2 separate regions of the Homo sapiens genome follow, and region 1 is linked to region 2. A link is a contact called in ENCODE Hi-C or POLR2A ChIA-PET data. All regions are on one chromosome and are shown on one strand. The core of a region is the stretch at or near the end of the contact, and the rest is flanking DNA. Distances in the headings are between cores, read along the strand shown. Region 1 has its middle 100 kb from the start of LINC02744. Region 2 overlaps NECTIN1-DT (NECTIN1 divergent transcript).

Region 1 (4,020 bases), core at 950-3,449, 150 kb after region 2:
AAATAGGTTGACCATTGATGTCCAGGTGAACACACAGAGTTAGCCCAGCCCAGACCACGGCATAAACCCAGGGTGTAATTCAGCCCCAGAACAACCCCCAGGGCAGGGGCCAAACACCTTTAAAGCAGAGCCCAAGCTATCGCAGCCACCCAACCTGAACACTCAGTGCGCAGCTGACAGCCAGCTGGACGTGGGGCTGAGTGACCTCAAGCCTAGGCTGAGGGTCCCTCAGAACACAGCCCCTTCCCTCAAACCCTTGGGGTATTGGAAGAGACTCCGCTGAGGCCCACTCCCAGCTACCAGGTGAGGACTCCAGGCACCTTGCTTGTGATCAGGCCTCCAATCTCTGCATATTCCAGGAACATGAGTCTGAGCTTGCTCGTCTCACTGAGAAAGCACGCAGGCCAGGAGACCAAGAAGCAGGTGGGAGGTAGGTGATAAATATCACAGCCCCTCAGCCTGCTGAGACCGTATGACCTTTGTTGAATCACCTAATCTACTTGGCTAATTATGCCCATTTCCCCTTCTCTCTTTTCCTCTTACTTTTCCTTCCTTGTCACAACGTGGTACTTCAGAAACTCTCTCGGAGGAATTTCAAGGAGCTGGCTGGGTCTCTGTGGAACACATTGCATTATCTCATTACGATCTCGCCTGGTGATCGGATTCCGTTAGCTGACTCTCTTTATTAGCAGGCAAAAGCAAACTTATGAAATGCCTTTAAACCTGGATTTCCTTAACAATCTATCACTGGGGAACTGACAGCTCTCGCTCGCTTCCCTCTGCCAGAAAGAATTAAGATTGTTCCTAATTTAATCTCTCTTCCGCATCGAAGGCGGATATTTGTGTTTCAGCAGCAAACTTGTATTAAAGGCTCTTGGGTAGGAGGCTTTGGATCGTCACAGACTAACTCTGATAGGTGTCTGTGTGCCTTCGTGCAGATGGGGCTGGCCCTGGCTTCAGGGGCCCTGGGCAGAGGCTCCCAGATGCTGCCCTTGATGAAACTTGCAGCCCTGTGGCCCTGCTGGGAAAAGATAAGAGGGCAGATTTGAGAATCACTGGCTTTGTAGTGTCAGCGTAAGGGTGTTGGGGGATGGCTGAGGCTGTCACAGACACTGCCCATTGTACAGCTGTCTGGCACGTCGGCCCTCTAGCTTTCTACAAGTCAGAATCACCAGGCTGCTCTTGACAGCATTCCAGCTGAGCTGTGCCCTGGCTGTACTCCCATGGGCATGGTGCAGGGATGTTGGTACCCCCCCAAGTCCCCTTTGCTGGATGGGTGCAGCCCATCCCCCAGCCCCTGTGTGTGTTGGCCACTAAAGCCCCCAGCTGCCCCTTCTCTGGATAATTCACCTGAGCTGAGTAGGAGCTGCCTGCCATCAGAGGCTAGCTACATGCCTTCTCAGTTCCCTTGCCCTAAGCCAACAGCTGATGACCGACTAACAGACAGTAGGGAAAAAAGACCGGGCCCCTTGCCTCAAGGTGAGCCTGACCTTGTGGTATCATTTGTGCTCCTAAGCTCCCGGTGGATTGAGACTGAAGCTGATCTCGGGCCCAGACCACATCCTTATTTCCTTCCTTCTCCCCATTTCTCCTGAGAACGCTTCTCCAGCAACACTTTCACGAATGTCTGCTTCTGGGATATGGTTGCCCTTGGGCTGCTTGGGCTTCTGGGCTCTGATGTGCCTCCCTCTGGGTCAGATTGGGCATGGAGGGACTTGCTGTGGACAGTCGAGGCTGGTGGTACCCTGCAGTCAGCCGTGAGCAGTAGCCTGGCCCCACAGGCTGCTTCCTGAGGACCTGGCACTTCCTGAGAACCCCCACACACCCACCCACCATGGAAAGGTTTGGCTGTGGGTGCCTGCCTGGGACACCCCCCATCCTTACTTGTGGAGCACATAAGCTGCTCTCCGACACTGCTCTGAACCATGGCCTCTTAGACACGCATCACCCCAACCAGGACTGTGGAGCCTGACGTGGCGCTCCCTGCCAAGCACATCACGTCCCCTCCAGGCACTCTGCACGGAGATTTGGGTGGCTGCAGATGAGGGGGAAAGAGCTGTGTTGGAAAATCCTATTATCTAGCCAGGCCCCCACTGTTAGCCCATGCATGAAACCAATTTACAAAGTGTGAGTCAAAAGCCTCCAAGGACCGCCTGTTCTTGCGGGAGCCCAGCAATCACCCTGCCCGCGGGCCTCTGCAGACGCAATGCCGTCTGCGCTCCGTCCACTGAAAAGCTCTGCTCAGAGATGTCAGTCAGTGCCCTGGGCCGGCCACCCCCCTGCTCTGCTGGATGTCGGGAGAATGTATTACTGAGAGAGAAGAGAAACACTCTGAATGGAGCATGATTATTTTCAGATCTCCATTTTGCTGATGGCTTGAGCAAGCCCAGGTGAGACTCCTCGGGTTACAGAGGTTTTCTGAAGGTCATACTGTCTGTCCATCTTCTGTCGCCGGGTGCAGGCAGGGGCGAGGAGGCTCGGACCATAGTTGTAACTGGGGCAAGGCACTTAACCTCCTCTGAGCCTGGGCTTCCTTTTCTATAAAAGGAAAACACCTGCAGAGGGCTAGCAGGGCTCCATGAGATGACGCACACAGAAGTGCCCACCACACAGTAGGCCCTCAACACATGTTTATTATCATTTTTGCCTGAAACACAATAGTTTCTACAAGGGTCCCAGGAAGGAGATGCTTCTGTTTTCTTTGTAGAATAATCTTACGTGTCTTAGCCTGTGTAACAGGCAAGAAAGTTCTCTGATCTATCCAAAGTGTCGCTTATGGAAAAAGAAATTACTCTGTCTCAGAAGAGACCTGTTACTACTAGCTAACACTGACCGAGTACTGCCTGTGTGCCAGGCACTGTGCTGGGTATTTTACACACATTTAACTGTTTAAGCCTCACTACGACCCTGGGTGCTGGATACTGTTATTATACCTGTTTCACAGATGGAGAAACTGACAAACAGAAATTGCCCCAAATCACACAGCTAGTAAGTGAAGATGGGATACAAGTACGATGTAGAAGATGTTAACAGAGGGACACCATGAGATGCTTATCTCAAATTCAGTCACCCAGCGTGTGAGACCAGAGTTGGGGATTCTCTGCTCTGCTTCATCTAGGGAAGCTGCGGCTGGAGAAGTGGGCCCACCCTCTCCTCACACCTTCGTCCCCCTCCTCCTGGCTCCCCATATCAGATTTGAACAGAAATTGGGCCACTCCATCTTTGACATTAGCCTCCTCCTCAAATGTCCCAGCAGGCTGGGGAGAGCCTCAGAGATGGGAGCCGGCTTGGGCCTACAAATCTCGCCTTCCTGCCCAAACCGGGGTTCAGCCCACTAGGCCATTTTCATCCAGCGGGTCAAAAAGGGCATTGCCAAGGCTTCTCTTCCCCCGATCTCCTGCTTCTAGGTGTCCTGTTTCTCAGTGGACAGTGTTGATCCAACCAACTACAGAAGTCTGTCCTCCATTTCCCAGGGACAGGGGTTCTGGTCCCTTCCAGGGGCAATGAGAGTGACCTCTAGGTCTTAGTGTGAAGGATCCTGGAGGTCACACAGAACACAGCAATGACATGTGTGGGCTCTTGAGTCAAGTCAATGTTTGTATGTACTGGGACCTCACTTTCCTCACCTGTAAAATGGGGAGTTGGGGGGATTTAATGTGTACAATGCAGTGGCTAAAATAGGTTAAATAATGGCTACTACAGTGGCTAGACCCAAAATTAAAATTTGCCTTTCCTGTTTGGATCATCTGGAAAATTCACTTTTTTTTTTTTTTCTTGAGACAGAGTCTCACTTTGTCATCCAGGCAGGAGTGCAGCAGTGGCACGATCTCAGCTCACTACAACCTCCACTTCCTAGGTTCACGTGATTCTCCTGCCTCAGCCTCCTATGGAGCTGTGATTACAGGTGCCCACCACCACACCTGGCTAAGTTCTATATTTTGAGTAGAGATGGGGATTTCACCATGTTGGCCGGGCTGGTCTCAAACTCCTGACCTCAAGTGATTCACCCACCTCGGCCTC
Region 2 (4,670 bases), core at 1,084-3,583:
TAATATCATTATGAGGCTACTTTAATAATAGATTTAATTTTATTTCTCTATTATGTAAAGTGCTTTTCCTGAAGAAATGAGCTTTCAAATTATATTTGATTTAGGTTAATATTAATGCCCTGTACATCCTGAGTACATGTTTCCAGAAAGAGGTGATCCAGGAGGCTGCCAAGTGGCCTGCAGGTGACATCCAGAGGGCAGAAAATGCCCATGCAGGTAACTGAATTCTGAGGAACATGAGACCACATGCTACCAAGGAGGCAGCCAAGGGAGAGGATGCTGTGTTCTGGAGTTAGGTTTGAGTCCTGGACCTGCCATTTACTAACCGTGAAACCTGGAGTTTACCTGGGGCTGAGGAGGGGGTGGTTCCCAGGACACGGGACTTTCAGTGCTAAAATTGGGAAGGTCCTAGGCAAAGTGGGACAAGTTGGTCACCCTATTAATAAGCTATTAATACCTCTGTCAGCCTCAGTCTCCTCACTTGTAAGATGACACTGACGACTCCCAGGATCTTTGTAAAGGCATTTTGTATGCCATCTTCATACCTGTTGGGGATGATGATTATCATTGGTGGGGTGGGATGGAGGAAGAGAGTGGGGAAAGGGGTGCTTCTCCCCAGCCTTGAGATCTGAGAGACCAAGAGCCTGTCTGGATGGGTATCATGATTTGTATATGGAGAGCTTAAGACAACTGGTCTCTCACAACTGGCTTTTAACAATAATTCGTTCAAGAAATGTGTATGGACCACCTACAATCAGATCTGTGCTAGGCATTTGGATATTCCGTGAATGGCTGCAACATGCTGTCTTCCTTCCTGGGACCAAAGTCTAATGGGGGAGGCAAGGATCCATAAGGAAGTGGACAGCAGGGAAAGCTAGGGACTTCAGGAATGTCAGGTGTGCAGGGACCCTTCCCTAGTCTAGGGGGTCAGGAAGGGTCAGGGCATGTTCCTGCAGAGATGAGTAGAGCTCCCTTGAGGGATGAGGACTGGCTGGCCAGGGATGTCATGTTGTAGAGAAATCAGGCACAGGAGAAGACAGCAAGAAGGCCCAGAGGCTGGGTGCTCCGAAGGACTGAGAGTAGTTCATTCAGTCTGGCTGGTGCGGTGCAAGAGGTGAGTGTTAGAGAGGGGCCTGGGGAGTCACGTGCCCATGTCATGAGGGCCTTTGTGCTGCATTATGGAGTTTGGACTTCATCCTGAGGGTCACAGGGAGCCGTGCATGGTAGGGCTGTAGCCCAGCAAGCGTGTTTTATACCTGGCCACTCAGCAGCCCCAACCCGTATTGTGCTCAGATGGCATTCCTGGTCCAGGCTCTGGTTTGCCTGTTAGGCCCAGGTCCTCTGGGCTCTGTCTGTCTTGCTCTAAGGCTCTGAGCCTAGCCCATCTGTGGAGCACTTCTGCAGCTCCAAACCTGGTGTAGTCAATCTGGACATTCCCCTGGCAGGGGTCTGCTGCCTGGCACAGACTGTGACTCCAGAGAGCAGAGTGGCACTCCCTCCCAAGCATGCTGCTGTCACCACAGTGTGTCTGTGTGGGTTTGATGGCTGCGTGGCAATGGCGCTCAGGGCATGCCGGGGGCTCACACAGCCCAGGCAGCTGATGATTAACAAACAATTATACTAATCGGCCTAGGAACAGGAAGGCAGGTGTGCACCCCTATGCATGTGAATGCACACACATGCATGCGCACACACATTCAGATTCACTGACATTTATGCCCATCCTTTCATTGAAACTCAGGCGAGCACATGGAGAGATTCCCTGCTACCTGGATGAGATGAATAGGCATTGTATTAGTTTACATGCCATTACCTTCATCAGAGACATGCCCTTTCACCACTGACACATGGATGTCACAAATGCTGTATACACAGCCTCACATAGATGCCCGCACACCTACACTGGCCCAGACCCCTTCTCATGCCTTTACAAACACATTACAAGAATTAAAAAGGAGCATCCATATCAAGTGTCTAGCACAATGCCTGGCCCATAGGACCATTATATTCTATTTTAATATGCTATTATTATATTAAGACACTTTAATATGTGCACATGTACTGATACACTCATAGATGCACACACATTGCCCCATACATTCTTTTAAACCCAGGTGCACACACAAGAGCTCGACTCTTCCGCAAACTGACACATACACTTCCGTGTACACAAACAAGCTCACTCTCAAAGACGTGCAGGTTGCCATAATGTGTTTTCCCATTTGCACCTACACACAATCACCACCGCAATAATAATAATAGCAAAACCAGGGTGGATGATTGCTTCATATTTTTCAAAGGGCTTTCAGGCCTGTAATCTCATTTGATCCTCGCAGCAGCCCTGTGAGACGGGTGGGTGGAGCAGGCATTATTACCCCAGGTTTATGGTTGAAGAAACAGAAGCTAGAGGGGTGAAGTTCGCCATCTGGGAGGCGGCCTGAAACTCAGATCTGACTTCTTGGTAGTGAGCTTCCCATGCCTATTTGACAACTTCCAGCCCTCACTACAGAAAGCAGCAGCCAGGGCAGGGGCCTGCTAGATTCTTGATTCCTGGTCAAAACATTTCCCTGAGTCAACCCCAGCTGAGAAGTGGGAATTGGAGGCTGATAAAGGGAAACCGCCATCATTAGAAATCCCATAAATTCTCATTTACAACTCCCTGCCAGATGAAAGGAGCAATTGACTGCGTTGGAGGGAAAAGCAAATACCGATTTCCTTTAGGACTGCCCAGCCTCAGACAGCTGGTCCTGGAAGGTCCTGAGGGTGGGGGGATCCTGTTCCATCAGGGCTGTCCTCAACTCTGTGCACTTTCTCTCCCCTCTGTCTAGGTCCACGTGTGGGTCCTTAAGCCCCTTGAGGAAAAGGGAGGAGAAAAGGACAAAGAAGGCTCTCCCTTTCCCTTGGATCCCCTTCTACTCCCACATGCCTAGTGGGAGCCTCCCTCTTCTGCTTGAGCCTTCAGGACAGGTTCAGGACCCTGTCTCCTACCTGGCTGGGCCAGAAATGAGGAACATGTTGCAAGCCTTCCTCCACCTGACTTGCCAAGTCCATACAGGCTGGGGCCTTAGATCCAACAACTTAGAAAGGTAATGAGGGCAGCTTCCTTCAAAGGGCCATGTTCAGTGGGGAGGTTGCCTGATGATGAATGGAGAAGTGGAGTGATGGCCCCTTAATCTACTTCTGATGCTGCTGCTTCACTCTGGTTTCATCATTATTTTGTGGCTTAGTTTCTCTATCTGCAAAATGGGAATAGTAACACCAAACTTATAGTGCTACTGTGAGGTGTGTAAAGTCCACGGCACAATGCCTGGTACAATGCTGGGCCCCACAGGGTCAGGCCCTGTTGCCTGCCTGGGCAGCTTCTGGAGGAATGCCTCGGCTGCCAGGGCTGGAGGGGTGGTGTGGCAAGAGATGCCTCCCCAGCCTCCTGGGTGTGCCAGCTCTGGCTGGGAGGGAGGGGCAGGGAGGGGACATCTGTTTGACACTCTTATCAGCATCCATTACCTGGTGTGTATTTTCCCAGGAGCTGATTACATTACAGCATGTGTTGATAAACATTTGGAGTCGGAGTACAGAGGAAACTGAGCAGAATGTTAAGCGGGTGGTGCTTTGGTCAGGAGATGCAGAGAAAGGGCTGGCTGTGATGAGCTGGGAGTGGTGATGAGGGCCCCAATCTGGAGGCTTCTTCACCTGCCCAGCCCCTTTCTCTTTCTGATCTCCCTCCACCCTACTGCTCTGGCCCTAGCAGGGCATCCAGACGTGGTCCTAGAGGCAGGCTGTTATAGCAGAAGAGGTATGGGACTTGGGCCTGAGGCGGTTATGGGGTCCAGTCCCAGCTCTGTCATAAACTGGCTCTTGGCACTCTGGGCCAGTCTCTTACTTCCCTGGGCCTCAATGTCCTGCTCTGTAAAGTAGGCTTAACATCCGCTCCACAGGGTGGACCGAAGATTAAAGGAGTAACCATGCACCATGCCCCGCACATAGAATTAAGCGCTTTGTCTCCAGGCTCTTTTCCTGTGGTCCCCAGTTTACCCCCGAAAAATGGTCAGTCTTGCCTTGACTGTGCCTCAGATGTTAGACTACTGCTTTTATTTCAATTTTGAACTAAGAGGAAGTGATTTATGTTCTTCATAAGGCAAACACCCCTACTTCCAACCCTAGTTAGGGCTGGAGCAGGTAACCCAGGGCGAGGGTTGACTCTTCTCCCCTTTTTCTACACCTGTGCACGTGCAAGACAGCTGTAGCTAGGGAATTATTTGTGTAGTTATCTGCCTGATGTCTTTCCCCCACTAGTCCATAAACTCCCTGAGGACAGGTCACAATTGAGTGTCTGAAGTCCAGCCCAGGGCCTGGCACTGGCGGGAATGAATGACTCTCCCCCATCTGATTGGTCTGGCGCAGAATGGTCAAGATAACCCATCTCGGGGTTCTGTGCTGTCGAATTCCACGGTTGTTTCTGAACTTAGCGCACCGGGTATACCTCTCGCTTGGCCTTTGCCATAGATGACCTTGGATTCACTTTTCCTGTGGGGTATCTCTCTAGTCTCTCTGAGGTTTGGGCATTTAGACCTTCAAGAGAAGGATGTGCACCTGTCCCTCTGTCCGACTGTCCAATTTAGTGGGCATGGACAAATGCACGAATGAATGAGACTGCGGGAATGCTGCCCCCA

What was found. A loop is a pair of places that touch in the nucleus more often than their neighbours do. ChIA-PET counts read pairs that join two places held with the same protein, here RNA polymerase II (POLR2A). Pooled maps may share reads with other maps.
Region 1: a pooled map shows a loop between it and region 2 (2.3-fold over the local background). The contact joins two enhancer-like sites. A Hi-C loop is called at or near these places in 2 of 168 maps with a recorded cell type or tissue (dorsolateral prefrontal cortex and heart right ventricle) and 4 of 50 pooled maps. POLR2A ChIA-PET finds 5 or more read pairs at or near these places in 1 of 52 experiments (SK-N-SH).

What each region holds. Positions count from the first base shown.
Region 1 is chr11:119,890,497-119,894,516 of GRCh38, forward strand. No RefSeq gene overlaps it. Among named protein-coding and RNA genes, the nearest start is that of LINC02744, 100 kb to the right of the region's middle. RefSeq lists an enhancer at 1-2,453. Within about 2 kb of position 2,200, at least 4 of the 41 ENCODE cell types and tissues checked have a DNase peak (open chromatin) inside an H3K27ac peak, as active enhancers do.
Region 2 is chr11:119,736,703-119,741,372 of GRCh38, forward strand. It overlaps NECTIN1-DT (NECTIN1 divergent transcript), which reads left to right. Exons shown (of 4, transcript NR_120587.1): 3 at 105-216; 4 at 2,829-2,921. Among named protein-coding and RNA genes, the nearest start is that of NECTIN1-DT, 9.5 kb to the left of the region's middle. Within about 2 kb of position 2,334, at least 4 of the 41 ENCODE cell types and tissues checked have a DNase peak (open chromatin) inside an H3K27ac peak, as active enhancers do.